2 separate regions of the Homo sapiens genome follow, and region 1 is linked to region 2. The links are chromatin loops, found by intact Hi-C in ENCODE. Cell type or tissue: GM12878. All regions are shown on one strand. Links, peaks and the distances in the headings refer to the core of each region. The heading gives the core; the rest is flanking DNA. Region 1 has its middle 180 kb from the start of TRD-GTC1-1. Region 2 has its middle 230 kb from the start of MIR4303.

Region 1 (16,475 bases), core at 4,090-12,089, 94 kb after region 2:
GGAACTCCAGCAAACTCCATCAGAGCTACAGCTGAGGGACCTGACCGTTAGACGGAAAACTAACAAACAGAAAGAAACAGCATCAACATCAACAAAAGGTCATCTACACCAAAACCCCATCTGTAGGTAACCAACATCAAAGACCAAAGGCAGATAAAACCACAAAGATGGGGAGAAACCAGAGCAGAAAAGCTGAAAATTCTAAAAATCACAGGACGTCTTCTTCTCCAAATGATCACAGCTCCTTGCCAGCAACGTAACAAAGCTGGATGGAGAATGACTTTGACAAGTTGACAGAAGTAGGCTTCAGAAGGTCGGTAATAACAAACTTCTCCAAGCTAAAGGAGGACGTTTGAACCCATTACAAGGAAGCCAAAAACCTTGAAAAAAAGATTAGACAAATGGATAACTAGAATAAACAGTATAGAGAAGAACTTAAATGACTTGATGGAGCTGAAAACCATGGCACAAGAACTTCGTGACACATGCACAAGCTTCAATAGCCGATGCAATCAAGTGGAAGAAAGGGTATCAGTGATTGAAGATCAAACTGATGAAATAAAGCAAGAAAATATAGTTAGAGAAAAAAGAGTAAAAAGAAATGAACAAAGCCTCCAGGAAATATGGGACTATGTGAAAAGAACAAATCTACGTAAGATTGGTGTACCTGAAAGGGATGGGAAGAATGGAACCAAGTTGGAAAACACTCTTCAGGATATTATCCAGGAGAACTTCCCCAATATAGCAAGGCAGGCTAACATTCAAATTCAGGAAATACAGAGACCACCACAAAGATACTCCTCAAGAACAGCAACCGCAAGACACATAATCGTCAGATTCACCAAGGTTGAAATGAAGGAAAAGTGTTAAGGGCAGCCAGAGAGAAAGGTCAAGTTACCCACAAAGGGAAGCCCATCAGACTAACAGCAGATCTCTCAGCAGAAACCCTACAAGCCAGAACAGACTGGGGACCAATATTCAACATTCTTAAAGAAAAGAAGTTTCAACCCAGAATTTCATATCCAGCCAAACTAAGCCTCATAAGTGAAGGAGAAATAAAATCCTTTACAGACAAGCAAATGCTGAGAGATTTTGTCACCACCAGGCCTGCCTTACAAGAGCTTCTGAAGGAAGCACTAAACATGGAAAGGAACAACCAGTACCAGCCACTGCAAAAATAGGTCAAATTGTAAAGACCATCAATGCCATGAAGAAACTGCATCAATTAATGGGCAAAATAACCAGCAAACATCACAATGACAGGATCAAATTCACACATAACAATATTAACCTTAAATGTAAGTGGGCTAAATGCTGCAATTAAGACACAGACTGGCAAATTGGATAAACAGTCAAGACCCATCAGTGTGCTGTATTCAGGAGACCCATCTCACGTGCAAGGACACACATAGGCTCAAAATAAAGGGATGGAGGAAGATGTACCAAGCAAATGGAAACCAAAAAAAAGCAGGGGTTGCAAACCTAGTCTTTGATAAAACAGACTTTAAACCAACAAAGATCAAAAGAGACAAAGAAAGCCATTACATAATAGTAAAGGGATCAATTCAACAAGAAGAGCTAACTATCCTAAATATATATGCACCCAATACAGGAGCACCCATATTCATAAAGCAAGTCCTTAGGGGCCTACAAAGAGACTTAGACTCCCACACAATAATAATGGGAGACTTTAACACCCCACTGTCAACATTAGACAGATCAACAAGACAGAAGGTTAACAAGGATATCCAGGACCTGAACTCAGCTCTGCAACAAGCAGACCTAATAGACATCTACAGAACCCTCCACCCCAAATCAACAGAATATATATTCTTCTCAGCACCACATCACACTTATTCTAAAATTGACCACATAATTGGAAGGAAAGTACTCTTCAGCAAATGTAAAAGAACAGAAATCACAACAAACTGTCTCTCAGACCACAGCGCAATCAAATTGGAACTCAGGATTAAGAAACTCACTCAAAACCGCTCAACTACATGGAAACTGAACAACTTGCTCCTGAATGACTACTGGGTAAATAACGAAATGCAGGCAGACACAAAGATGTTCTTTGAAACCAATGAGAACAAAGGCACAACGTACCAGAATCTCTGGGACACATTTAAAGCCATGTGTAGAGGGAAATTTATAGCACTAAATGCCCACAAGAGAAAGCAGGAAAGATCTAAAACTGACACCCTAACATCACAATTAAAAGAACTAGAGAAGCAAGAGCAAACAAATTAAAAAGCTAACAGAAGGCAACAAATAATTAAGATCAGAGCAGAACTGAAAGCGATAGAGACACAAAAAACCCTTCAAAAATCAATGAATCTAGGAGCTGGTGTTTTGAAAAGATCAACAAAATTGACAGATCGCTAGCAAGACTAATAAAGAAGAAAAGAGAGAAGAATCAAATAGATGCAATAAAAAATGATAAAGGGGATATCACCACTGATCCCACAGAAATGCAAAATACCATCAGAGAATACTATAAATACCTCTATGCAAATAAACTAGAAAATCTAGAAGAAATGGATAAATTCCTGGACACATACACCCTCACAAGACTAAACCAGAAAGAAGTTGAATTTCAGAATAGACCAATAACAGTCTCTGAAATTGAGGCAATAATTAATAGCCTGCCAACCAAAAAAAGTCCAGGACCAGATGGATCCACAGCTGCATTCTACCAGAGGTACAAAGAGGAGCTGGTACCATCCCTTCTGAAACTATTCCAATCAATAGAAAAAAGGGAAATCCTCCCTAACTCATTTTATGAGGCGAAAATCATCCTGATACCAAAACCTGGCAGAGACACAACAAAAAAAGAGAATTTTAGACCAATATCCCTGATGAACATCGATGCAAAAATCCTCAATAAAATATTGGCAAACAGAATCCAGCAGCACATCAAAAAGCTTATCCACCACGATCAAGTTGGCTTCAACCCTGGGATGCAAGGCTGGTTCAACATATGCAAATCAATAAACGTAATCCATCACCTAAACAGAACCAATGACAAAAATCACATGATTATCTCAACAGATGCAGAAAAGGCCTTTGACAAAATTCAACAGCCCTTCATGCTAAAAATTCTCAATCAACTAGGTATTGATGGAACATATCTCAAAATAATAAGAGCTATCTATGACAAACCCACAGCCAGTATCATACTGAATGGGCAAAAGCTGGAGGCATTCCCTTTGAAAACTAGCACAAAACAAGGATGCCCACTCTCACCACTCCTATTCAACCCTAACCCTAACCCTAACACTCACCACTCCTATTCAACCTAGTGTCGGAAGTTCTGGCCAGGGCAATCAGGCAAGAGAAAGAAATAAAGACTATTCAATTAGGAAATGAGGAAGTCAAACTGTCCCTGTTTGCAGATGACACGGTTGTATATTTAGAAAACCCCATCGTCTCAGCCCAAAATCTATTTAAGCTGATAAGCAACTTCAGCAAAGTCTCAGGATACAAAATCAATGTGCAAAAATCACAAGCATGCCTATACACCATTAACAGACAAACAGCCAAATCATAAGTGAACTCCCATTCTCAGTTGCTACAAAGAGAATAAAATACCTAGCAATCCAACTTACAAGGGATGTGAAGGACCTCTTCAAGGAGAAATACAAACCACTGCTCAAGGAAATAAAAGAGGATGCAAATAAATGGAAGAATATTCCATGCTCATGGATAGGAGGAATCAATATCATGAAAAGGGCCATACTGCCCAAAGTAATTTATAGATTCAATTCCATCCCATCAAGCTACCAATGACTTTCTTCACAGAATTGGAAAAAAACGACTTTAAAGTTCGTATGGAACCAAAAAAGAGCCCGCATTGCCAAGACAATCCTAAGCAAAAAGAACAAACCTGGAGGCATCACACTACCTGACTTCAAACTATGCTACAACGCTACTGGTACCAAAACAGAGATATAGACCAATGGAACAGAAGAGAGGCCTCAGAAATAACACCACACATCTACAACCATCTGGTCTTTGACAAACCTCACAAAAACAAGAAATAGAGAAAGGATTCCCTATTTAATAAATGGTGCTGGGAAAACTCGATAGCCATATGTAGAAAACTGAAACTGGACCCCTTCCTTACACCTTATACAAAAATTAATTCAAGATGGATTAAAGACTTAAATATTAGATCTAAAACCATAAAAACCCTAGAAGAAAACCTAGGCAATACCATAGGTTTGGGCAAGGACTTCATGTCTAAAACACCAAAAGCAGTAGCAACAAAAGCCAAAATAGACAAATGAGATCTAATTAAACTAAAGAGCTTTTGCACAGCAAAAGAAACTACCATCAGAGTGAACAGGAAACCTACAGAATGGGAGAAAATTTTTGCAATCTACCCATCTAACAAAGGGCTAATATCCAGAATCTACAAAGAACTCAAACAAATTTACAAGAAAAAACAAACAACCCCATCAAAAAGCAGGCAAAGGATATGAACAGACACTTCTCAAAAGAAGACATCTATGCAGCCAACAGACAAATGAAAAAATGCTCATCATCACTGGTCATCAGAGAAATGCAAATCAAAACCACAATGAGATACCATCTCATGCCAGTTAGAATGGCAATCATTAAAAAGTCAGGAAACAGCAGGTGCTGGAGAAGATATGGAGAAATAGGAATGCTTTTACACTGTTGGTGTGAGTGTAAATTAGTTCAACCATTGTGGAAGACAGTGTGGTGATTCCTCAAGGATCTAGAACCTGAATTACCATTTGACCCAGCCATCCCATTACTGGGTATATACCCAAAGGATTATTAATCATGCTACTATAAAGACACATGCACACATATGTTTATTGTGGCACTATTCACAATAGCAAAGACTTGGAACCAACCCAAATGTCCATCAATGATAGGTTGGATTAAGAATATGTGGCACATATACACCATGGAATACTATGCAGCCGTAAAAAATGATGAGTTCATGTCCTTTGCAGAGACATGGATGAAGCTGGAAACCATCATTCTCAGCAAACTATCACAAGGACAGAAAACCAAACACTGCATGTTCTCACTCAAAGGTGGGAATTGAACAATGAGATCACTTGGACACAGGACGAGGAACATCACACACTGGGGCCTGTCAGGGGGTGGGGAGCTGGGGGAGGGATAGCATTAGGAGAAATACCTAATGTAAATCATGAGTTAATGGATGCAGCAAACCAACATGGCAAATGTATACCTATGTATCAAACCTGCACGTTGTGCACATGTACCCTAGAACTTAAAGTATAATAAAATAAACTAAATAAATAAATAGTCATATTAAATCAGACAAAAATAAATTTCAGGGAGAAAACATGATGTAATGATTAAATGAATAATTTTTTTAAAAAGATATAATAGTCTTATAATAGTCTATAATAACATGGCCTTAAAATATATAAAGCAAAACCAAAGACTCACAAGGAGAAATGAACATATCCATAATCATGGAAGGAAGATTTTAACATCTTACAATACTGAATAAAAATCAAAAAGAAAATAGACACTTAAGTAGTACAATTAATAAACTTTATCAAACAGATTGCAACTTATATTCTACACCAAAAATTAAAGAATGCATTTTATTTTCAAGGACACATGAATAACTTACCAAAAATTTACTAGAGACTTCCTCACAAAGCAAGATTCAACAAATTCAAAACATTGTGCAGCAGACCACATTTTGTGATCAAAGTACTGTAAAATTAGAAACCAATAGTTGAGAAATAGACTCCAAAACCATATATGTTAGAGAAATATTTAAGGTCATGTAAATAATTTATAGGTCCACAAATAAATCATAAAGAAAATTATGAATATTCAGACCTGAATAACAATTAAGAATATTGCATATCGAAATTGATGGATGCAACTCAATCAGTACTTAAGGGCAATTTAGCCTGAAATGCATTTATTAGATAAGAAGAAAGGTCAAAAGGTAATGGGCCAATTTTTCTAGACAAGGCAGTTGAAGAGGGAGGGCTTACAGAGGGACTGGCCTGGCGTGCACTCTGCATCTCCAGGATGTTGTTTCTTATGGAATGGATGCTTTTGGAAGACTATTGCCCAGAAAAAAGATGTTTAGTTTTTCCCAAGCCAAAGATGTACCGAAGTATAGAGGGCTGTTGTGTTTGCAGAGCTAAGTCCTCCAGTTCTTGATTCACTGACAGTAAACGCTATGAAAAGGACTTCCAGAGCTCTTTGGGGCTGCATGAGACATCTGCGATGCCTGTGTTCTGCTTGTGAAAAGATGGAAGACGTTGCCAGCAGGATCAAAAAACCCTGGATTCATGTGGCAGATGCAGGGCTGGACCCAGTCTAAATACTACACTGAAACCAAAGAGAGTGAAAACTGTATCTGGGAACAGGATAAAAAGCAACCAGACCAATAAACTGCAGAAGAAAGGTAAAGATTGCAATGATGATGCTCACAGTACCACCTCAAGTGCCTCCTTGTTACAGCAACTAGTCAGACGATGGCTCAGTTATGGAGATGGCTTCTGGTTCTACCAGAACACCAGGTGTTTTCCTTTTTAGATCTCACAGACTGAAAAAGAAGATACATAGTGGGATTATTTATAAAGGCCATTTTGGGAAAGTCCTCATCAACTCACATCTGTTCAAGCCTTGCCACAGGAATACAAAAGCAACTACTGAGAAATGTAGGGGCAGGGGCCAGAGCCTCTGCCCACATCACTCAGGAGTAGAAACGGGGAACAAAAAACAATTTAAACTTTGAAAAGACCACAAAGCAACTAACTGTCCCACCTATTTTTAACTTGGATACCTGCTACTCTGCCAAAAAACAACTTCTAGAATAGTTTTGAATGGGTTATTTTCCCCCTAGTCTCACAAATTCTGAAGTCGATTTCTAGCTTCACAAAAAAAGAATTGAAAATAATATTTAAGATGCTGGATATTTCACAAGAAAGCCGAATGCTGCTATAAGTCTTTTTTAATACCCTTCTAATGAATGAAACTAGGGGAATTTCAGGGTACAGAGATGGGATTTGTCATATGCTAAACGGTAGGTAGTTTTAGTCTTTCTATATTGAGAAGCAGTGGTTGGGGCATTTTTTAAGGTAGCTGGCTACACTTGTTTTCCCTCACGATAATAATTTGTCATAACTCAGTAACATGGACTTGCCCCTAGAGGTAGTTGTTAATAATTTTGAAATATTAAGGTCTTGCCAAGGTTCCAACAATTCAAACCTGTACTACTGATTATTAAGCAGGACAGACTGTGCTTTCTGTTGCAAATACCTTAAAGGAAAAAGTAATTTCTAAATATACAGAAAGGAAAGATGACTGTATATGTTGCATCCTGTGCTGCCTCTCTTCATATTAATATTTGATAACGATTTCAATTTTTATGAAACTTCTAAAGCAGAATCAATGCTCCTCTTGGGGAAATGACAAGTCTTTAGGATAGCCAAGACCCTATATGAACAGTACCAAAGCATTACCACATAATAGAGAACACATTTTATTAAAAACATTGAACTATCAGAGGCCAGGTGTGGTGGCTCACACCCATAATCCCAAAACTTTGAGAGGCCAAGGTGGGCAGATCACTCAAGGTCAGGAGTTTGAGGACAGCCTGGCCAACATGGTGAAACCTGTCTCTACTAAAAATACAAAAATTACGTGGGCTTGGTGGCGCATGCCTGTAATCCCAGCTACTCAGGAGGCTGAGGCAGGAGAATAGCTTGAACCCAGGAGGCAGAGGTTGCAGTGAGCCAAGACTGTACCACTGCACTCCAGCCTCGGCGACAGAGCAAGACTCTGCCTCAATTAAACGAACAAACACAAAAGTTAAACTATCGCAAAAATAAAATGTATAGTCTTCAGGATGGCACAAAGCAAATGTTAGTGCTTCTTAGGGCACATTTCTTAGAGGAATTTCCGAGTGTGTAAATAATTGACTTTTGTTTGTGTTACATGACTGATGACTTTCTTGAAAATCTGCACAGGTCAGTTTTAGGTCTGGATTACTTCAGCTGGCTTTTGTGAAGGTTTTGTCTGTGAAGAGTGGGTGTTTGACTTGTTTTAGCCTATTAGGGTTCTTTTCCACTCTATATTTAAAGAAAACTTTACTAGAAGAGGGGTGGTGTTAATGATAAGTGGGTTGGTTTTGGTTTGGCTTCTTTTAGCCAGCTTAGCTTTCTGAACATTGAGATATCCTGAACTTGGGGCTCTTCAATTCTAAAATGCTCATTAAAAGCCTCTCACTTGAACCCAAGCCAAAGTACTCTTACTGCCTCTTTTCTAAATGTTCAGGAAAAAAAAAATCACCAGTTCAGATTTCACAATGAGGAAGAAGCATTTGTCTGCCTTATGGTAACATAACTCAGTGCTTATTTTTTAAACAGGATTTTTAAAATTGGATAGTATAACAATAAGGAGTTAGTCGCCTTTTATAGGTACCCTATAGTTTTATAGTTAATCTAAACATATTTTATATTTCCTCCTTTTGGAAAAAACTACATGCTACAAGCCAGCATATGCACAGACCACACAATGACTTGGGTTGGCTCTCCCACAGTCTTTGAGGTGAATTATGAGAGTCCAGCCATTATTATCCTCCAGAGTTATTCTGAAAAAAATTGTTTGTATATTTTGGCTGTAGTATTGGTGGTAGGATACACTATAGTATGAATCATCTCTGCTTCTGTATTTATTTATTTTTTACTAGCCCTCAGCCACAGTCTTCTTTTTCCCCTTCCACCTCTCTTTGCCTGTAGGATATACTGTATGTAGTCATGCACTTTGTATTAATACATTCAAAATCCACAGGTCTGTTTTGTACTTTTTAAACTATTGGATACTTACGATCACAAATTTCATGAGGATATTGAATACATTTAGTCTTAGAAAATTTTTAAAAAGTAATGAACTTCATCTGATTCAAAAAAATAGAAAAGGAAAAACAGTAAACTCAAATGAAGGAGTAGGAGAAAGGAAATAAAACATTTAAGGGTAGAAATTCATCATATAATAACAAAAAATAAATAAATAAAAGAGGATCAACAGAGCAAAACGCTGAATCTTTGCGGTGACCAGAAACAAACTAATCCTCTGGTAAGACTGAATAAGAAAAAGAACTGAGGTACAAAGTATCCATATTAGACATGAGAAAAGACACATAATTACAGACACATCAGAAACTTATAGCATCTTAGGAATATTATGAATAACTTGATGCCAATAAATTTGAAACCCAGGCAGGCATACATTTTAAAAAAATTAATTACCAAAATTTTCTCATAAGAAATATAAAAACCTGAATAGACATGATTATATAAAAAATTGAATCCAGTAATTAACAATCTATGCTCTTCCTCACCACCAAATAAGGGCCAAAATGATTATTCAAGTATATTTCAAACCTTCAAGGAATAGTGTTTCCTAACTTATTCAAACTGCTGCTAAGCATATAGAAAACTCCTTGGTTTATTATATAAAGTTAATGTACCCAAAACTGGAGAAGGATCATATAAAAAGAGAAAATTACAGGCCAAGTTCACTCATAAACATAGATGTAAAGGACTTAAATAATTTATTAGCAAATAAATGCAGTGAGACATTTAAAAATGGATACCCCATGACTGACTAAGGCCTATCTCAGGAATGCAAAGATGATTTAATGTTAGAAAATCAATAAAGGTAATACACAACCCTAACTAATAAAAAAAAAAAAAGCCTATATGATAATCTCAAAAATGCAGAAGAATAGGTGAAATTCAATATTCACTTACTATAAAAACTCTTAGACACCAGCACTCAGGGAAACTTTCTTTACTTGATAAAGATATTTACCAAAAACCTTTGGCAAATATCATGCTAAATAGTAAAATGTTTAAAACATTGCATTTTAAAGAACAAGGATGTCCATTAGCACCACTTGTATTCAGCACTTTCCTGGATGTCTTAGCTAAAGCAAAGACCAGAGGGAGGAAAAAAGAGATGTAGAGATTGGACAGGAAGAATCAAAACTGTCATTATTCACAGATAATAGTATTGTCCATGTAGAAAAATCTATGAGAATATATAAACTATTAAAAGCAGTAAGAGCTTATTGGATATAAAATCATATACAAAAATAAATAACATCTCTGTACACCTGCAACATCCAATTAGAAAATGTAATTTTAAAATCGTATCAGTCACAATAACAGCAAAAATATAAGGTACATAGGAACATAGCTGGCAAAAGGTATATATTCATATTATGAAAACAGTATAAAATTTTATTGAAGGATATAAATTTTTTAAATCTGGAAAAAATGGGAAAATGCAGCATGTTCACAGGTAAGAAAGAATCAATATTTTTAAGTTGGCAATTTTCTTCAAATTAATCAACAAAGTCAATGCATTGCAGTCAAATCCTCCTGGGTTTTTCACAGACTTGGTCAAGCGGATGCTGAAATTCCCATAGAATAAGAAAGGGCAAAGAATAACCAAGACAATTTTGAAGAAGAAAAATGTAGAAAAACTTACACTCAAAGATGACAGGGTTCATTGTAAAGTCATATCACAGAGCAAGGTGACACAGCGACAACCGGAACAGAATACAGAGCCAAGAAACAGACTCAGGTTGACTTATTGCAACTTCGTTTATATAAAAAAAAAAAAAAGCCTTAAAAATTAGTGGGGGAAGTATGGTCTATTTTTTCACAATGTCTTTCACAAAAACTTTTAAAAATAATGAGTTTATTAATACAAATTGTTGGCAAGGACGTGAGAAATGGAAATTCACATGTGCGTAGTAGGAGAACAAATTGTGTAGCTCTTTGGGGAGCAATTCTGCTCTACCTAGTAAGCTGCAAGGCTGATGCATACCACTATCAGCGGAGCAGTTCCCCCTTTGGGTAGCTACCCTAGAGCAGCTATGTGCTTATCAGGATGGATAAGAAAATGTGGTCTGCTCCTAAAATGGAACACTTTAAGCTATTACAATAAACTAAATCTTTTTTGTTTTTTTTTTTGATACGTTATACTTGTACATATTTAGGGGTACATGAGAAATTTTGTTACATGCATGAATGTGTAATGGTCAAGTCAGTGTATTTAGTATGTATCATTTCTATGTGTGTTCAGTACATTTCAGGTTTACTTTTCTAGCTATTTTGAAAAATACCTTATTGTTGACTACAGTGGCCCTACTCTGGTAACAAACTTTAGAAAGTATTTCTTCTATCTAATTGTATTTTTGTACCCATTAACCAACGTTTCTCCATCCCCCACTCAATGCCCACACATACACCTTCCCAGTCTCTCGTATTTATTATTCCACTCTCTACCTCCATGTGATCAACTTTTTTAACTCTCACATATGAGTGAGAACATGTGGTATTTGTCTTGCCTGGTTTATTTCACTTAACCTAACGGCCTCCAGTTCCATCCAGTCATCCATTTATTGCTGCAATTGACAGGATTCCATTCTTTTTCATGGCTGAATAATATTTCATTGTGTGTTTATACCACATTTTCTTTATCCATTCATCTGTCGGTAGGCAATTAAGTTGATTCCATATTTTGGCTATTGTGAATAGTGCTGCAATAAACATAAGAGTATAGATATCTCTTCAATATACTGATTTCCTTTTCTGTCTTTTGGATAAATACCTAGTATTGGGATGGCTGGATCATATGGTAGTTCTATTTTCAGGGTTTTAATTTTTATTTTAGATTGAGGGGATACACGCACAGGTTTGTTACCTAGGTATATGGTATGATGCTGAGGCTTGGGTACAAATGATCCTGTCACCCAGGGAATGAGTATAGTACCCAATAGTAAGTTTTTCAACCCTTGCCCCCTTCCTCTGTCTCCCTAGTAGTCCCCAGTTTCTATTTTTGCCATTTTTACATCCCTGAGTACCCAATATTTAGTTCCCACTTGTAAGTGAGAATATACAGTATTTGGTTTTCTGTTCTTGTGTTATTTCACTTAGGATAATGGCCTCCAGCTGAATCCATGTTGCTGTAAAGGGCATGATTTTTTCTTTTTTATGGCTTTGTGCTATTGTAGTATGTATATGTATACCACATTTTCTTTACCCAATCCACCATTGATGGGCAACTAGGTTAATTCCATGTCTTTGCTATTGTGAATAGCGCACAATGAACATGGCAGTGCATGTGTCTTTTTGGTATAATGTTTTTTTCTTTTCATTATTGATATGGTTTGGCCCTGCATCCCTACCCAAATCTCACCTTGAATTGTAATAATCCCCAAATGTCAAGGACAGGACCAGGTGGAGATAAATGAATCATAGGGGTGGTTTCCCCCATAATGCTCTCGTGATAGTGAGTTCTCGCAAGATCTGATGTTTTTATAATGGGCTTACCCCTTTGCTTGGCACTCATCCTCTCTACTCCCACCCTGTGAAGAGGTGCCTTCCGCCATGATTCTAAGTTTCCTGAGGCCTCCCCAGTCATTGGAACTGTGAGTCAATTAAACCTCTTTTCTTTATAAATTACCCAGTCTCAGGTATTTCCTTATAGCAATGTGAGAACGAACTAATCCAGATATTTACCTAGTAATGGGAATGCAGTCTCAAATGGTAGTTCTGTTTTAAGTTCTTTGAGAAATCTCCAAACTGCTTTTTAAGCGGCTGAACTAATTTACATTCCCACCAAGAGTGTATGTATTCCCTTTTCTCCACAGCCTCACCAGCATCTGTTGTTTTTTGACTTTTTAATAATAGCTGTTCTGACTGGTATGAGATGGTATCTCATTGTGGTTTTGATTTACATTTCTCTGATGATTATTTTTAGTTGTTTGAGGAACCTCCATACTGTTTTCCACAGTGGTCGTACTAATTTACATTCCCACCAACAGTGTATAAATGTTCCCTTTTCTCCACATCCTTGCCAACTTCAGGGGTTTTTTTGTCTGTTTAATGATAGCCATTCTAACTAGGGTAAGATGATATCTCATTGTGATTTTAATTTGCATTTCCCTGATGATTAGTCTTTGTAGGATTTCTTTGGCTATAAACAGCATTGGTGGTGTCTGTGATTTCCTTGATGACAGGATGCAGTTTGCTAGTGGACACTGTTGTGATGAAGTTTTGCTGGGGACTGGGACACCAGGTAGGCCAGTCTTCAGGCCCCAGCAATGGCAGCAGTGGGCTGAGCATGCCTGTCCTAGGGCCCCAGAGCATCATACATACTGGTGTTAGCAGGTCCAGGTAGGCTGATTATTGGGCCTCCGGGTGGCTTGTTCCCAGGAATGGCAGCAGTGGGCCAGGCATGTGAGCAGGTTCCCAAGCCCCTGTGCAGTGGGTGTGGTGTGGGTGATGCCAGTAGCAGCAACGGACATCCCTCTGGGACCCAAGTGGTCCACATTGGTGTTGGCAGTGCCTGTGACAGGTCAGGCAGGCCAGTCCCCAGACCCACATGTGGGACCTGCAGGTCAGTGGCAGTTGTGGTGGTAGCAGCAGGTTGAGTGGGCCCAGCCTTATACCCCAGGAGGAGTGCTCAGGTGCCACTGGTGGTGGAGAGGGCTGGGCAATCCCCAGGCCTCTGGATGCTGCACTCTTGTACTGGAGGAGGTGGAGCCAGGCCAGACACCCTAGTGGTTCATATAGATGCTGGCTGTGGTATGCAAGGGTAGGGTGAGCCATGGCCAGCAAAATGCTCAGGTGGAGGCAGCAGAGGCCCTGCTACTAGGGAGGATGGGTTGCTTTCCCTGGGAGCCACCATAGGTAGGCAGCCAGGGAGCATGGGCATCCCCCTGTGCCTCACCCACCTGCAGTCCACAGCCACAGCAGCTGTGGGCAGTGGAATTTGCCCTTGGGGCATGTAAGAATGCACAGCTGCCCCTCTGCATGGGGCCAGGGCAGGTGTGTGTGGGTAGGGTGGGTGCGAGATTGCTGCCTCATCCTGGTTGCCAGGCAAAACCCAGTCCAGTGGGGGCTGGGCTCTTTACATGGCACTGTCTGACCACTGCTTAGGGATGTGTGGGACCCAGGATGAGCTCTGTCTCTAGAGCAGTGCCTTACCACGGTTTCCAGGGAGCCCCCTATGTTAGTCTTGGGGCCACTGGGGTTGAGAGGCTCTCCCGTTGTAAGATTGCAGGGATTCATGCTGAGAATGTGGACCACTGGGTATCTCTCATTTACCTTGTCCCACAATGGGGAGTCTCTTCCAGCTCCCAGCTGATCTTGGCCAAACAGGCTTCCTCTCTTCCCTCTCCTTCCTTACTTTAGGTGTTTCCTGTCAGTTCTCTGTTGAATTCCAGTGTTCTCCCTTAGATGATCTATTTGAAGTGTGATTATCTGCTCACTATTTTGGTTTTTCTTAGCAGAAGAGGCGAGTAAGAGACGCCTCTACTCAGCCATCTTGAAGCCCCTCCACAATAAACTGAGAGAAAATGTCGATGGATAAAAACAAAGTACAAGATAATCTGTACGGTATACACAGGTTTGCCATTTACATAAATTTTTAAAGACACAATACTACATGTTTAGTTTAAAAGGAAAAGAAAGAAAAACAAACATGGAAACAACACCCACTCACTTCAAGACTTCTTTTTCTGTCAAGGGCTATTATCATCCTTGCTCTAAAGTTAAACAATAAACTAAATTTCTTCCACAGTTAGGTTAGCCTACATATAAGAGTGAGAAAAGACAGCTTGTGAGGTTAGAAGCAAGGTAGAGTCAGTTGTGTTAGATTTCTCATTGCTATAATTTTGCAAAGGCAGTTTAAAGGCTCCTATAACAACAACAACAAAAAGATTAACAAGAGAAAAGCATACAAATTTATTTAATATAAATTTTAGGTTACACAGGAGCCTGCAGAAATGAAGACCCAAAGATACAGGGAAGACTGTATTGTTGTGGAGAGCTGGGCTGCAGAAAGATGACTGGGAAACAGAAGGGTGTGATCCAATGGTAATAAAGTGGGGGAACTCAGCAAAACCTATTTGTCCAGATTCTTCTTGGTGTCTCTGTGTCTTCAGAGAGGAGGACATTTCTTTATTTTGTTTTGGGTATAGGGAGAGAAGCCCTTTATCTGAAATGAGGATTTTCTGACCTACTTTCAGAGGAAGGTCAGCTAGGTTTTATGGCCTGCTTCAGGGAAGAAGTGGAAAAGAAAGTGAGAGAGAGAGAGAGAGACCTTCCTGCTTTTGCTGTTTTCTGAAATGCCATGTGCCATTTTTCAGAATAGCATGTCCTGAAACTCATCAATCTCTTAACAATAAAAAGCTCCTTCTCCAGAAGCCCCTAGTAAACTTTTTCTGCTGTCTTACTAAACCAACCAGGCAAGGCGGGCGGTCTGACATCATGACTAGATGAAATCAGAGGTTCTCCGCATGGTTCCTAAACCAGCAACATCAACATCACCTGGGAACTTACTAAAAAACATTCTCAACTTCACCTCACACCTACTAGAGGGATGGTCCAGAAAAAAAAATAGGAGTGTGTGTGTGTGTGTGTGTGTGTGTGTGTGTGTGTAACAATCCCTTCAGATTATTCTAATGACATAAGAGTTTGAGAAGGACTGGGTTGAATAATCAGGACCTCCCTTACAGCTCAGATCAATTAGCCTCTCTTGAGGCACATGGGCTGCATGGAGGAGGGGTGGAAACATGAACTAAATTAACATGATTTTAAGAAAGAAGAAGGGAGCTGCCAGGTAAGCAGTTGAATGTGCATTTACATTCCTTGAGCATCGGCTGGGAGCAGTGGCTCATGCCTGTAATCCCAGAACTTCTTTTTTTTTTTTTTGAGACAGAGTTTCAATCTTGTTGCCCAGGCTGGAGTGTAATGGCATGATCTTGGCTCACCGCAACCTCCGTCTCCTGGGTTCAAGCGATTCTCCTGCCTCAGCCTCCCTAGTAGCGGGGATTACAGGCATGTGCCATCACACCCAGCTAATTTTTGTATTTTTAGTAGAGACGGGGTTTCTCCATGTTGATCAGGTTGGTCTCCAACTCCGACCTCAGGCGATCCACCTGCCTCGGCCTCCCAAAGTACTGGGATTATAGGCATGAGCAATCCCAGCACTTTGGCAGGCCGAGGCAGGTGGATCACTTGAGGTCAGGAGTGCGAGACTAGCCTGGCCAACATGGTGAAACCCCATCTCTGCTAAAAATACAAAAATTAGCTGGGCTTGGTGGCACATGCCTGTAATCCCAGCTACTCCGGAGGCTGAGGCAGGAGAATGGCTTGAACCCAGGAGGCGGAGGTTGCAGTGAGCTGAGATCGCGCCATTGCACTCCAGCCTGGACAACAAGAGCGAAACTCCATCTCAAAAAATAAAGGCCGAAAGGCATTATACACTTTTGAAAGGCCCTGAACAGGGTTAAGTTCCAAACCACCATTAGCACCCCCAAAATAGAGAGTTGACTGTAAAAAATAAGGCAAGGATGACAATTATTAGTGAATAACCACTTAGTACAAGGCAGATGCTAAAGTGATAAACACACC
Region 2 (16,475 bases), core at 6,579-14,578:
GCTGCTTTTCTTCCATGTAATAAACAAACATTCTCCTAACCCCACTTTCCCCACTGCCTGTTCTCCCCTTGCTCTCTTTATTTTCCTCAGAAGCAAACCCCTTGAACCTTCTGTTTCTATTCACTACTATCTTTGATTCCTCTCTAAAGCCCACTCTGACCCAGATTTCAGTTCATACTCTTCCATGTCTGCTCTCTCAACACCTCCATTGGCCTGCCGGGCAGCTCTTGGTCCTCCTCTCATTTGACCTGTCAAGGTCTCACCCAGTCATCACCCTTCCTGCTCTATTCACTGTCTTCACTTGGCAACCAGGACCCCACACCTTCTGAGCTCTTCTCTTACCTCACTGCTTGCTCCTTCTGTTTCCCTTGCTAGTTCCTCTTCTTCTCCCTAACTGTTCGAGATTGGAGTGCCCTGAAATGCAGTTCTGAGACCTCTTCTGTCACTGCACTCACTCCTCTGGCAATCCCAGTCCATCTTAAACTCTTGACTTGCCACATAGATGCCCTCAGCTCCCAAATACGTACCTCCAGCCTAGGTCTCTCCCTTGAACTCCTGACTCAAACTCTCAACTTCCCTTGGATGTTCAATTGACATCTTAATCTCAGCATGTTTAAAAACATATCCAGATGCAACCCCCACCCAGATGCTCTCCACTTCAGCTTGTCTCTTCTCAGCTGATGCTGATTCCATACTTCCAGTTACTCAAGCAAAACCTTTGGTTAGTTGTCCGTGATGCCCTCGTTTCTTTAGTACCCCACATCCAACCTATTAGGAAATATTATTGGGCTACTTCTAAAATACTAGGACCAGAATCCAACTATTTATCACTACTGCCCATGCTACCACTGTGATTCAAGCCACCACCATCTCTCACCTAAATGACTGCAATCGCCTTCAACCATCTACCTTTTCTCCAAAAGGACTATTCTCAATACAGCAATGAAAGTGACCTTGTGACTTCCAATTTTACTTAGCTTTAAAAACCAAAGTCCTCACGATGGTATACAAGGCCTTATATGATCAACTCACTCTTTCTGAGTCAACAATTACTCTCTGACTTCATATTCCTGTACCTGCTCCCCCATCCCACCCCTTACTCATTCTGCTTTCACCCAGCTGGCTTTCCTGTTATTTCTCAGTCATGCAGAGTCCTCAGGGTCTTTGCACTGGCCATTCCCTCTGCCTGGAACACTCTTCCCCAGACACCCACAGCCCATTTCCTCACCTCCTTCAAATCTTTGTTCAAGTGCCACCTTCTCAGTAAGGCCCACCTTGATCACCATATGCAAAATTACAAGATGTCCTCCTCCTGACACTCCTGATCCCATTTTCCTTGCTTTTTTCCTTCTCCCATAGCACTTATTCTCTTTAATCTACTGCATCATTTACTTATCTGCTCTATCAGTTGCTTATTGGCTATATCCCCTCTCCCCACTAAAACATAAACACCTAAGAGCAGGGATCTTTGTGACTTTTTGCTCACTGATGTATCCCAAGAACATTGAGCAATACATGGCACATAGTAGACACTCAATAAAAATTTGCTAAGGGCCAGATGCAGTGGCTCATGCCTGTAATCTCAGCATTTTGGGAGGCTGAGGGAGGCAAATCCCTTGAGCCCAGTAGTTCAAGACCAACCTGGGCAATGTGGTAAAACCCCATCTCTACAAAAAACAAAAAAAATACAAAAAGTTAGCCAGATGTGGTGATAGATGCCTGTAGTCCCAGCTACTCAAGAGGCTGAGATGGGAGGATTTCTTGGGCCCAGGAAGAGGTGGTTACAGTGAGCCATGATTATGCCACTGCACTCCAGCCTGGACAATAGAGTAAGACTCTGTCTCAAAAATAAAAAATTAAAAAAAATAATAATAAATAAAATATATATATATATATATATATAGCTGAACAAATGAGTGAATGGACATGATAAAATTAGCTAGTATTTATTAAGCACAGATATTCTTATAAGCACTCAACTAAGTACTTTGCATATATGATCTCATTTCATCCATGGTAGGAAGAGCAGGAAAGGCAGGTGATAGGGTGGGGAGTGAGGTACTACAGTTCCCATTCTCATGCTGAAGAAAACTGAAAAACCAGAAGATTAATAACTCACCAAGGTCACATTCTAGTATGCAGCAGAATGAATGAAGGGAAGGAAAGGAAGTTGAATGCAAATCTGCCTACCTACTAAAAAGGAGATCTTTTCCCTACTGCTCCTCTTAACACAACCAGTTAAAAGCTACATATCCGCTCAACATCTTGCTCTATCCTTTTTTTTTTTTTTTTTTTTAATCTTTAGACAGTCTCGCTCTGTCGCCCAGGCTGGAGTGCAGTGGCACAATCTCAGCTCACTGCAACCTCCGCCTCCTGGGTTCAAGCAATTCTCCTGCCTCAGCCTCCTGAGTAGCTGGGATTACAGGTGTGCGCCACCACACCTGGCTAATTTTTGTATTTTTTAAGTAAAGATGGGGTTTCACCATGTTGGTCAGGCTGGGCTCGAACTCCTGACATCGTGATCCATCCACCTCAGCCTCCCAAAGTGCTGGGATTACAGGCGTGAGCCACCGAGCCCAGCCACTCTATCCTTTTTTAGATTTCCACAATGCAAACTATTCAGATGAAGGTCACTCAACTGAATAGTGCTTTAACTTTATATACATAAAAATTAAGTGTGGTCTTAGGTAAAATGACAGATAAGGTCATAAGTGTTTATGTTTCTTTCAAGCCTTGTGACCTTATCATTAAGTTCCAAATAACCTTTTGTCTCTAGGAGTGGTAATTTGGTTTGTTTGTTTATACTGTGAGGATCTGTATCTCTCCCTTTGGCCCAACTTATTAGTTTTAGCCATAAGCAGCAATCAGTGAAACATGAGGTTTTGTTATGAGATAGTTAATTCCAGTTTGGAACTCGTTGGTATTTTGGGAAATTTTTAAAATGTCAGCACATTTGCTTTTGGATCTATGAATATTATTTTGTTCTGGAAGCTCCTATTTAATGTGTGAGATTAATATTAGTTAGGGCATTGCCAAAGAAGAACACACTATCTTAATATAATAGGCAAAAAACAATAATTTCTCCTCCATATACTAAACAAGCTCTGATTTTTTTAATTAACTGACAAAACATCTAGGATCTAAGTGGTAAAATTAAGTTGGAATGTTTTAAGGAGGAAATGCACAGATTTTTTGTAGAATTTTTCTAGGATCAGTGATGTTAATGTGAAGTACGAACTCATAATGCTGATTTGGAGACCTCAATGCATTAAAATGTTGGGTGACAAGGCAGATTCTGTGGATGCTCCACCCATATCCTTCCACGCCATACCTTTTCCTTACGTACCAGCTTGATTTCTAAAGGCTGGCATTTGCGTCCCCTGCCTAAGAATTTTCTTTGGCTTTCTATACCTTTTCTCCCCGAACACACAGAAGTGTCAGGAAATTTACACCTCTGGGAGCAGCCCTCAACTAAGGATAGGAATTGGTACATAAATACCCCAACTCCAAAACCCCACAGGATGACTCTGAGGTGCATGTCTTATACTGGCTTCTACCGTGGCCCGGGGATGTTCCAGGTTCTCACAGTGGTAACTTGCCTGACAATATATTCTTTATTAGCTGTGTCTCAATTCTCTACTCTCTAATCAGTGTACCCTGGGATCACCTTCCAAGTAATCTACTTGCATTTCCAGGAGACCAGAAACATGCCACCCCAAAATACGCCTCTTCTGGTGTAAGGATTATGATCTGAGACCATTCGAAGCAACAAATACAGGAAAGCTCTCTGTTCTCCCTCTATTTGCGTAAAAGCAGGACACAGATTTACAAAGACAAAAGATGTCCTGGCCCCCGTTTCTACCAGGAAGAACAAACGTTGGCCACTGAAGAACTTTAGACCCTTATCAGCCTAGAGATGGTACCAGAGGAATATCTATTAACCAGCTTTACTAACAAGCCTTTATCTGCCAGTTATTTGCCTTCCCCAAGTTGCTGCCCCCCAGAAACTCAAAATCCTTTCCTTTGTGTTGTTCCTTCTCTAAAAAGGTAACTGTTCTTTGTTGAAGATGTTACCTAAGCTGGAATTCAAAGCCACCTCTTTGAGAACTACTCATTTCCTGGGTGTCTCCCATCTACATAAAATATGTATGTTAATAAACTGTTTTTCTCTTATCTGTTACAGGGGTCTATTCCAACCAAGAAATTATGACGGTTGAAGAAACAATCATTTTTCTTTCCTACACATTTGAACTCTTATATCAGAATCTGCTTCAGAGAGAACCCAAACTGAGACAGCTGCCTTCATTTGGGGCTTAGCCGTAAGTCAGCCAAGGCTGTTATTCATTCCTTTTTCAGGGAATATTTTTAGAGCACCTATGACATTCCAGGCATTGTTCTTTTAGACATCCAGCAGCGACCAACTAAACAAAAATCTTTGCCTTCATGGAGTTTACATTCTCATGCAAGGAGACAATAAACTACGTAAAATATATTGTAAGGCAGATTTTGATAAGTAGAGGAAAATAAAGCCAAGCTAGATAGGGAATGCCAGTGGGTGAAGTGTGCCATTATAAACAGGTAGCCAGTGAAGGCCCAAACAAGGGGGTAAAATGTGAACAAAGACTTGAAGGGGTTGAAGAGCAATCCGGGAAGGAAGAGCATTAGTCTAGGTGGGAGGAAACAAGTGCAGAAGGGACAGGAATATTCCAAACCAGTAAGGTCACTGGGGCTGGAACAGAGTGAAGGAGAGGGAAAGTGACAGGATGAGTCATATCTACTATTGTTAGGATTTACTGTTGTTATTTTTGTCAATATTACTATTTAATAGGCTTCGTTTGTTTTAGCATTTTCTTATGAAAATTACAGAAAAGTTACCAATTTTTTACAGTGAACACCCATCTACTCACCACCTGGATTCTACTATTTTGCAATACTTCCTTTTCATGCATCCATCCCTCTATCCATCTCACTATCCATTTACCAAGCCATCGTTTTTAACGCATTTCAGAGTAAATTGCAGAGATTTAGCAAATGCAGCCATTATGGAGATACGGTTTCTAAACCTGACAGCATTGCAAGGTAGATACTATCTCCCCATTTTACAGAGAAAGAAACTGAGACGCAGACACGCTGAATAACTCAGCTAAGGCAGTAACACAAACACATGGCTGAGTGGGGATTCCAGTGCAGGTCTATTGATGGCAGTGCTCATATTCTTTCCATGGTGAACCAACTGCCACTCTCGAACAGCGGATTAATGTGGAAGAACAGGCAAGGAGTTGGGAGTAGCTATACTTGTCTCTGAAGGAAGCTGTTTCCTTTCACTATTTCCTCTGCATCTGAAAGGCAAAAACCCAGCGACGTGCTGGTAAATGTTTACCACCCAGCTCTTTGGATAGAGGTGCAGAGACAAGGAAAGCCTTGTTTGCAACATTTGCCAATTTCTGTGGCATTAACATTCCTACCATGGCAGGTTTCAACCTACCAACCTGATGTCAGGTTGCAAGCTGGTATGAGCTGGCACCAGCACACCACTGTGGATTTTTCAGTGTCATACTGTAGTTAACAAGTATCACTTGTAACAAGTAACAAGCACCAGATTCAGGATCAACACCCAGTGTCTATATCCAGTGAATGCTCAGTAAATTTCAGTGGTGGTGAGGACAAAGATTGGCAGCCTCCTACCCACACCCAGCATCAGATATCTGGGCACATGCATACATGCACACGCACACACACACACACACACACACACACACACACACACACGCTTTCTTCCCAAGGTGGATAGTAGTATATTTGAATAATGAATACAGGACACTACATATAGCACATTTGTGTAAAGCAAACTTCTCCACAAAATGCAAATAAACCTCTTTCTCCATGTAATTCCCAGCTCTTGATCCACTGCTCTGGTTCTTCCCCCTCCGCCGCCCGCCCCCCACCCCCCAATCACCACTTCTACACCTCCCTGAACATTAACAATGCTTTTCTTTGGCAAGAACACCCTTGCTGTTCCCTGGCACCAGAGAACATCACATTTTTGCATGGGTTGAAATCATAAATCACTTAGAATGCAGACAACCTGTTGGAGAAGTTTGCCGTTCTTTTTCCTTCTTGAGCTTCCTTTGATTGAGATGTTCTTTCACCTTTGGAACATGTCCCAGGGCTGCTCCTGACTCATGCTGCGTGTTCCTTTTCATCATGCCAGCTGAAGACCCCCTGCAAGCCGGATTCCTTTTATCCCTCAACCCTAATTGTTCTCTGCCTTCTTCACTCAAATTTCCTTCTGCAGCCTTTCTCCAGGGGTCTCACACACCTCAGATAACATTCCTGACCCCATTAACTAAATCCCTCTGGTCTTTCAGTATTGACTGAGGCCACATGTATTGACCTTGGTAGGTGGTTCTAGGTTCGACTTTGCAAAGACGGGCTTTTCTGAGTTGACTCGTGGGTTATTTTCTCCTTCCCTATGACATCCCACCTTCACCCCAATTCCCTCCTATCCCATATTCTTACTCAATGCAGGCCACATCCCCAGCAGTCTGTAGCGCAAATAACAATCATCTCTAACAGAATTAGTGCGAACAAAGTCTGACACTTAGGACTTTAAAGCATTTTTTATAGTATGGCAAATCCGGTTACCATGCAACAAAGAACAGCTAACTGTTAAGAATTAATAATGAGAAATAAGTATAGATAATGGTTTAGCTGACACTGTCATATTTTAGTACAATATGTTCTGAAATATTTGCTCCTTTGGGTTGTGAATGTGCTATTTTTGTCACTAATAAGCCTATAGAAGCCTAGTGGAAATGAGAAGTTTTCTCAAGGAAAGTGAGGCATTCTGAGATTTCTCTGATAAGGGGAAAGGGTCAATGTGCCTGTAGTTTCTGTGCTTCATTAAAATTCTGCTTCCATACTGTATAATGTGAGTAATATTAATTTTCTAAACATTCGTGTAGAGCAGCTGCTAACTAATTTCCATAACAGTATTCCTATTCTACAGGCATTTTAAAAAGGGGAAAGAAGATGACTGCTGACTGTCTGCCAAAAAGAAAGGCTCAATCTAACCCAGTTCTGAATCATTCCAGACCGAAAGAAGGAAATCATTAGGGACATTGACTTCCCAGTCAGGGGACTGTCTGGAATTGAACAAACTGCCTTAGCCTCTGAGGATGGTGCACCTGGTATAAGCTGGGCACTCATTCACTGGGCAGTCCCCTTCCTCTAAATGCCTTCATGGTGGCCCAGTTCATGTGCCCTGGACTAGCTAATGATCAGAGCATTTCTGCAGCCCCTGTCATACTGGGTTCAGCTGCTTCCCCTTTCTTCCTGATCCATGCCACTGAAGTCCCAGCAAAACAAGTGTAGTTAAACCTGTCTAAGGTGTTTCAGGGATGGCAACGTACCTGGGAAACTTTGGACCCCTTGTATTTCACAAGCTTGCTCTCAGGGAATCCTCTACCCACTCTTCTCCAGAAAACACTGGGATGCCCAGCCTCACAGTCGGGATATAATTCCTAGTGTTATATACTTTCTCAGGCTGAACTTTTCCTTTCCTTCTATCTTGTACTAAGATGAATAACAACTAGTCTCATGAATTTGAATACTATTAAATCTTCCTCTAATTCTCTCCAGCAGTCCTGTCCTTTGGGGGATATTTTCCAACTCTGCATTCATTCACCACCTTTGCAACCCATTGTCTTTCTCTTCAGACTCTGGCCCCAATTTGTCTCTCTAACCTTACTTCCCAGTACTCCTTCCCAAGTGCCCAGCAATCCCACCACACCAGTCTACTGGCCACTCCTCCACGTAAACTACGTCAAGTTAGTCCTCCAAGTCTTAATTGAACCTGGAATCTCTGAATAGATAACCCACCCTCCTTCAACCCTAGTAAATTTTTACTCTTCACGTCCTCCCTACTTACACAGACAAAGTTAATCACCTCCATTTTCAAGCTTGCCTAGTCTTTTATTCAAACCAACCAACTTAACATTTGTCTTATTGTTGGCTAGTTGGTTGGTTGGTTGGTTGGTTGGATGGTCGGTTGGTTGGGTCAGTTGGTTATATGCAAATCTGTTTCCTTTGCTTATTTGTGGCTGTTAGAATGCATGAGCCTCTGTTTTACCATTGTTTATATGCACTGTGCTTGTAACAGTGTAGGTACTCTATCGATCCTCGTTGAAAGGAATTTACTGTCAAAATACACCTACACAAGGATATGTAAAAATAGGTGATCATAAATTTTGTCAACTCACATACACCCATAATTAGAGTCAGCTCAGGTAAAACTAAATTACCTTTGCTTCTATTTTATAGGACTCCTTATCTTAAAAATGGCTGCTGTTTACTGATTATTTGCCATTTTCATAGATTAGTAAGTGTATTAATCAAGGTCCTCCAGAGAAACAGAACCATTGGAATGTGTATGTGTGTGTGTGTGTGTGTGTGTGTGTGTGTGTTTAAAGGGATTTATTATAAGGAATTGACTCATGCTCAATTCCTTTATGAAGAGTTCATTCTCCATTATGGAGGATGAAAAGCCCCACAATCAGCCATCTGTAAACTAGAGACCCAGAAAAGCCAGTGATGTAGTTCCAGTATGAGTCTGAAGGCCTGAGAACCAGGAGCACTATTGGTATAAATCCTGGTCCCAGACAGGGAGATGACTGATGCCCCATCTCTAACAGTCAGGCAGAAAAAAGCAAATTCTCCCTTCCTCTGCCTTTTTGTTCTCTTGAGGCCTTCAACAGATTCGACAATGCCCACCCACATTGGAGAAGACGATCTGCTTTACTCAGTCTACCAATTCCAATGTTAATCTCTTCTGGAAACACCCAGAGTAAGGTTTAATCAGATATCTGGACACCCTGTGGTTCAGTGAAGAAGTCGACACATAAAATTAACCACCACAGCAATAAGTCAATGCTAATAGTTACTGATGTCCTACAAGATGTTTATTATTATCTCCATTTTACAGATTTCGAACTGAAGAGTCAGGGAAGTGAAGCCACTTGGCCTAAGTGGCACAGCCAGTGAGTGGCAGAACTGGAACTCCAACCTGGGTCTGTTTGGCTCCAAAGTCTATGCGTCTCCCATTCCACCTACTACCACTCAGCACAAAAAGACTACCTCTGCCACCTCACTTCACAAAGCAGCCCCAAGAGAGAATCAGGAAATAGCCAAGAGAGGGGTTGCACCTTAAAACATTTTTCTCCCCTACCCACCCTCCATGTGATCTGCTTTTCTGCAGTATGTGGCCAGGGCTATGTAAACCCAAACACCATAAATCAATGTTGAATGAGCATTGTTGCTGCAGAAAGGCTATAACAGAGTATCATATGAGCTTTGGCCAGGCCCTGGAAGAAGTGACATCTATTTCCATACTTGGCATTTTTCCTCATGCTGTCGTCTCCTCTGCCTTTCTGTCTCCTCTTATACCCTCCCACATTGGCCCCACTACTCTCATTCTGCTCTCTGTCATCATGCAGTCATCCCTTCCCCCTTTTCATATTTTAAAGCTCACACAGCTGGTCCCCAGAGTCACTGCCTTCTCAACTGTCAAAATTGTCCAACATGAAAAATTGAAACAATAAACTAAAATGAATGCAACCGAAAGTGAAAACTACATGTGTGAAAATGGTCAAAATGCAAAGTTATTGTTCTCTGGTCTACTATCACTGAAAATTCAATGACTAACGTTTTTTTCACCCTTTACTCCAAATGTAGGGCTGGCCTCAACACACACTAATACAGCTGCGGGGTGTGGGGGGGACATTCTGCACACAATCTCCTTTGGAAGCCAGCTAAGTGACCGAGGATGAGTTATTTATTAACATCAGAGCTGCAAGTTCACCAAGAGTCACAGCAAGACTAGGTTCTAAATAATAAAAGTAAGAGATGGACTCCATAATTCATTTGGTGAAATCTCCATCAGATTTAACTGTTACCTGAGGGTTGATGGATTTTTTTTTTTACTTCCTTTTTTGAATACATAGAATATAAACACCCTTCCAAGATACACTTACAGTGAGACTAGGAAAGAGTCAGGAGCTTAAGAAAGAGGGTGCCTGAACAGCTAGATCCAAAAAGCTAGGCATTCACATGGTGAAGAAAGAGCTGAAAAAGAGATGGCCCAACTTCAAGAAGACTAGGAGAAAACCAGCCCAAAGAGTCTGGAAAGAAGACCCTCAACCCAAAACGTTTCCTCCAGCGACTGGCACAGAATAGACACTCCATATACATTTGCTGAATGAATGCATGTGAAAAAAATGAACACAGAGTAAAAAAGTTAAAATGATTAAGGGTATAAAATTTAATCACTTACTTCACTAATTGTTTTCACATTTCAAAACCTTGTAGTAAAGTTTATTAAGCATTCAGGAATACCTAAACAGAAGCAACATTAAGATGACAACTAAATATGTTCTGTAAATTTTACTCAATAAAAAGATTTTGAGAATTTACTGTGTCCCTACGGCCAAACACAAGACTTGGGAGGATTCTAAGATAAATTGGAGGTGGTCCCTGCCATCCAGATGACCATCTGGTGGCAGTCCCTTGAGCAGGTAAAGCAGCATTCCATTTCGAATGACCAAAGGAAAAAGCCTCCGCCCAATGCTATTTTCCCATTACCCCTCACAGGGCCTTAAATTATATCATTACAGATTAATTCTTTCAGGTCTTGAAGGTTAATTGAATCTCTTAAAAAAGGTAAAATACTCCTAGGACAGGTACCTTCTTAAGCCATTATCACCTGAGATTGGATCCAAGCATTCAATCACAGCTGGCAGAGAGCATATTAGACAGAAAGGATGGAGGAGCAATGGGGGGAGGGGTTTCAAGGAGGAGGAATTTGGGAAAGGAGGCACCTAAGAGCATCATTGATTAACTTTATTTGCAGGTTTCCTCATTTTTCCCATGTCCTAACCTATCGAGACTGGCATAGAAAGTTCATACAAGCCTGCACCAGCATGCCCCATACATCTTTCTGAAATATGTTTTCCAGTTCCTCACAGCTGGGTTTCTAAGCTCGACACCTGTATTTCCTAACCTGCTTCTGGTTCCTGAGACAGTTCTGATGATAACAGGAAATGCTTACTAGTTACTTAGTTTGAACCAGCCAGTATCCTACAAGCTTCACAAGAATTATCTCATTTAAGCATCTCAGCCATTCTATTCCCATTGTACAGGTGAGAAAACTGAGGGTCAGTGATATGATTTGGCTCTGACCCCACCCAAATCTCATCTTGAATTATAGCTTCCATAATTCCCACATGTTGTGGGAGGGACCCGGTAGGAGATAATTGAATCATGGGGTAGGTTTCCCCATACTGTTCTCATGGTAGTGAATAAGTCTCATGAGAGCTGATGGTTTTATAAGGGGAAACCCTTTCACTTGGTTCTCACTTCTTTCTTGTCTGCCACCATGGAAGATGTGCCTTTCACCTTCCACCTTCCACCTTGATTGTGAGGCCTTCCCAGCCATGTGGAACTGTGAGCCCATTAAACCTCTTTTTCTTTATAAATTAGCCAGTCTCAGGTATGTGTCTATCAGCAGCTTGAAAACGGACTAATACAGTCAAAGAAGTTAAGTAATTTGTCCCAATCACCTAGCTTTAAATTGCAAAGCCAGAATTTGAATATATTTAAGTCTGATTCTAGAGCCCAAACTCTTAAACTTAAAACTATAATAACCTATAACTCAGGTTGAAATCATTACAATAACCATATGAATCAGGCAGATCAAGGAAGCAATGGTCCCATCCTAACTTGGGTTCAAGGTCCAGTTCAACTGTGGGACCTTGGTCTTTAGCGTTCTCATCTCTAAGATAGCATTAATAAAATCTACTTTGTAGAGACATATGAAATCAGATGAGTTCATAAAGAAAGTGTTTGGCACAGAGTCCGTATTTCATAAATAGTAGCTGTAAGCTATGAACTTGCCATGAGCGCTTCTGTTCCGGTAATGTTCCTGTTGGCCTCCAGGGGATGCTCAAGCTTCTACTTCCTCCTCTCACAACATCTAATAGCAGTTCTTGACCTGACTATGCATTCAAATCTCCTAGGGGTAAATACATAACTGTGTACGTCTGCATTATATTTATAAAATATGTATCTGTGTGTACATACACGTATATACAAACACATACATGTCCAGGGAAGAAGACAGGACATCTCTCTTTTATAGGTTCCCTAGCATAACACACCGCAGCGCAACCCTAATGCACAGCAGAATTGAAAGCCACTGCAGTCGAAGAACAGCTAGGAAGGGTCAAGGCCAAGGACTTTGGAGATGATGCAGCTAGGAAATGGATGTTTCTGAGGGAGACGTAAAGTAGTTACAAGTTCTAGTGCCCAAGTTTGGAGTCTGTTCCTTGGGAACCCTTTATTTTAGGTTCTGTCTCTTTGTAGGAGCCCTCTCTTGGCTTATTAAAATCCTAGCCATACCCCAGCTCCTGGACTCTGAACTTGCCTCTGCCACTTTCTTGCAGCCTAGATTCCCTGATGAGAGGCCCTGACTCCCTGCAGGGACCCACCTTGTCACTGGTGCTGTCTTCAGCTAGTTCTGGGTAGAGGACGTGGATGGCCACAGAAGCGCCAGGCCTGCACCTCATGGCTGACCTTCCAGTAGCAATACCAAAGTGCAGAACAGATGTCCTGCCTTTTATTATTTTTTTTTTAGACAGGGTCTTGCTCTGTCACCCAGGCTGCAGTAGAGTGGTGTAACCATAGTTCACTGTAACATTAACTTAACTTAGGCTCAAGCAATCCTCCTATCTCAGCTTTCCAAGTAGATAGGAATATAGGTGCATGTCACTATGCTCAACTAATTTTTCAATTTTCTGTAGAAATGGGGTCTCACTATGCTGCCCAGGCTGATCTCAAATTTCTGGGCTCAAGTGACCCTCCCACCTTGACCTCCCAGCATGCTGGGATTACAGGCATGAGCTACCACACCCAGCCTAGATGCCCCACTTCTATCCACCCAAGAACATGACAAGGACCAGATTGGTCTTGCTTCAGCTAAAGACCCCTTTAAGTCCCAGGCTGAGATAAGACTGCTAGAAGCAGAATCTCTTTCCCCAAAACGAAAAATAAGCATGTCTTAGAGTTATTGACTACTACAGGCTGATCACACACTCACAGTTGAAAATCTTGTCCTTGTCTACCCTCAGTTTAGCTGACAAGGCCATTAGCCTGCCCCAGATGGGCCTGCTGCCCTCATAATGAGCAAAATGTAAATATTCTTTCCCCTCCCCCTTCCTCTCCAGGTTCTTCAGCTCCTCGTTTATTATTTTCCCAAACTATGAAAGACCCGCAGAGAAAAGCATGCTCACTACCCTCCCCCTGCCCTGAATTAGGAATCCAAACAGTTAATAAATTATCTGGATGCAAATAAGAGCCTGACGGTTTTTGTTGTTTTTTTTTTTTTTCATGAGAGGTGAAATGTCCCCATTTATTCACTCACTTGTCACTCAAACGGGGCTGAGCACGTATTCACCAAACTTGGCAGCATTTCACTCTGAGACTGAAAACAAACATGATAAATTTCTCCTCCAGAGATAATTCTGGTGATGTGTATAGGCCACTGAAAATGAGAATGTTATGACTTTAGCGCTGTGATAATATATGGTAGTAATTATATTAACAAGGGAAATTACATCTCTCTTCAGCAATTTCAGCTCATACCACCCATATGAATAGTGGGCAGCAGCAAAAATGCTGAAATGGTACCAGTAAAATAGGAGGAGCAATATTTGCTGAATTTAGAACCTACTTTAATCACTTTTTTAAACTGTATTGAGCTCCTACTATGTGCCAAGCACCCAGTGAGCACAGTGGGGAACATGAGGATGAATCAGACATGGTCCATGACCTTAAGATGCTTACCACACATCAGGGAAATAAGAGATCCACATACACGATTGTAATGCCAGGTAGGAAGTGAGAGATGGTCAAAGGAGAGGTGCAGATAGAGTTCTATGAGAACTGAAAAGAGGAAGCTGTCGCTTCTAGATGAAAGTATGATGAGGCTCTGGCTTGCCTGGAAAGCAATCAGGCACCCCGGAGGTGATGGACAAGCAACACCTTGCAGTTTTCCAGCATCAAGATAGGATGCAGATAATTAACACTGGAAATTCTGCCCACTGACCTAGCCCCAGAGAATATCCACCAGAATGCTCCACAGTTGGATGGCAATGAAAGCAAACCCCATATTCCATAGCTTCAAAAATCCTTCTGAAAAGCCTTTCACCAAGAACTTATAAATGTGTGGATTAATGGACTATAAATAGGGATTAAATGCATGAGCAAAATTCCATAATTCATTCTGAAGCTTTATTGGAACGAAATTTGAGATACTCGCTCTGTTCACTTCTAGCAATTTGATCAGCTTTTGTTTTCTTCCTCCCATGTGCAAGAAGACATAGGGAATTCCAGAAGAAATAAGACACAGTCCAGACCCAGGGCCTTGGAATCTCATAGAGGAGAAAGAAGCATGCCCAAAATAATCATAAAGATGATCTTCTATTTTAACAACATGATCTGGTGAAAACAGTATATGGTTTGGAATCAGACAGAATTGGGCTACATTTCTGCTTTGAAGCCTATCAGCTTTGTAACCTAAAAAAAAATTATTGACTCTCTCTAGATTGGCATCCCTTTATCTGGAAAGTGTTCAAATCTTAGGACTGTGGGAAGGATTAAATAGTATAGCATTATGGGAGCATTTTGTCTAATGTCTGCAGACATTTAATGAATCTGTTGAAAAATATGTGAAAAATGGGATGTGTCATAAAAAAATTATAAAGAAAATCGGAAAATTATCCTCAAAGAAAGAGACCATCTAAGAATTGGAAGAACAGGAAAGGCTTCATGAAGGTGCCATTTGAACAGGATCTTGGAGGACTGGTAGGGATTTGTCAATATGTGGTCCATTTTGGCTTAGGAGGATGGAGTAAGCATGGCTGTGCCGAGATATGACGCTGTATTTTTAAGTGGCTAAAAATTCTGTATGGCAAAATATTTGGCTGAGTGATTCACTCCAGGCAAATCAGTAATTAAACACGTATTGACCCCAAAATATCATACCCTAAATAATTAAAAATCCAATCATGGCCAGGGCAAACAACACCAGACAAGACAAAGAATGACAATTCTTCCAGAACATAGAAAAAAAGAGCTTCAAGAAGCTAACATAACATTTATGCCACAATTTTTAAAAATTCAAACAAAAGACCAATCCTTCTTACAAATATTAATGTAGAAGTACTGTAACACATGGAGAAACAGAATTCAGAAAGCATTGTAAAAGGATAAAACATCATAACCAAAGGGAATTTACTCTGGAATTGAAGGAAGGTTAGGGTTAAATATTAGGAAATCTATTTATAAAATTCAAATTTAAAAAGTAAAAATTGTTTAAACAGATGAGAGGAGAAACATATGACCATCTCTATGGGTACTAAAAGGTCATGTGATAAGATATAATCTCTATTCTTAACTTTAAAAAAACTGATAAAATATTAACAGACACCTCATTAATATGATAAATACGTAAACATATATATTAACACAAAAGTTAATATCACGATTAATAGGGAAATACTAGTAGATTCCCACTAAATCTAGAACAAGTTCACTTGTGCCATAATATTTCATATTACCCTGGAGCATCTAGCTAGGCAATGAAATTAGGTAAATGAAATAAATGACAGAAAAAAAATGATTTGCAAATAAAATGATTGCCTAGAAACCCAAGAAAATAAACTGAGGAATTATTATAAACACTAAGAGAATTCAGTATGGTACTGCTAAAAAAATTAATATATAAAAATCAATAGCCTTCATGTATACACATAACAATTACAAGAAATAATGGGAAAGACCCTCATTTTACAAAAGCAAAAATATATGTAATATACTTATGAATAAACTTTACAACAAATGTGCAGGAGCTATATAAAATAGTGTTAAAATGTCTTTAAGGGCAGGCATGGTGACTCACGCCTGTAATCCCAGCACTTTGGGACGCCGAAGCAGGTAGATCACCTGAGGTCAGGAGTTTGAGACCAGCCTGGCCAGTGTGGCAAAACCCCATCTCTACTAAATATACAAACATTAGCCAGGCTTGGTGGCGGGCACCTGTAATCCCAACTACTCGGGAGGCTGAGGCAGGGAGAATTGCTTGAACCCAGGTGGCAGAGGTTTCAGTGAGCTGAGATCTCACCACTGCACTCCAGCCTGGGCAACACAGCAAGACTCCTTTAAAAAAAAGAAAAAGTCTTTAAAAAGGCCCAAACAAAAGTGATTTAAACTAATGGAAAGGCAACCACATTCTTAGAAGGAAATCTTATCATCATAAAGATGTTAATTCTCATTCCGATTAGTAGTTTACACAAACCCAAAAATCTACCAAGGGGATTTTTTTGGAAATAAAATAACTGATTTAAAGTTTATAAGGGAGAAAG

The links. A loop is a pair of places that touch in the nucleus more often than their neighbours do. Peaks named below come from ENCODE experiments on the same cell type or tissue, not always from the same donor. Only the 100,000 strongest peaks of a DNase experiment are listed, where the experiment ranks them.
Region 1: a loop joins it to region 2, with 4 times the contacts of the local background. A loop is called at or near these places in 2 of 110 quality-filtered maps.

Annotation. Positions count from the first base shown.
Region 1 is chr12:98,311,618-98,328,092 of GRCh38, forward strand. It overlaps the pseudogene LOC100131529. Among named protein-coding and RNA genes, the nearest start is that of TRD-GTC1-1, 180 kb to the right of the region's middle. RefSeq lists an enhancer at 12,914-13,622. In GM12878, for the core only: no CTCF peak of the experiment used is centred there; no DNase peak of the experiment used is centred there.
Region 2 is chr12:98,215,373-98,231,847 of GRCh38, forward strand. No RefSeq gene overlaps it. Among named protein-coding and RNA genes, the nearest start is that of MIR4303, 230 kb to the left of the region's middle. RefSeq lists enhancers at 6,876-7,045, 12,128-12,297 and a cis regulatory region at 12,213. In GM12878, for the core only: no CTCF peak of the experiment used is centred there; DNase peaks (open chromatin) are centred at 9,659 and 13,926.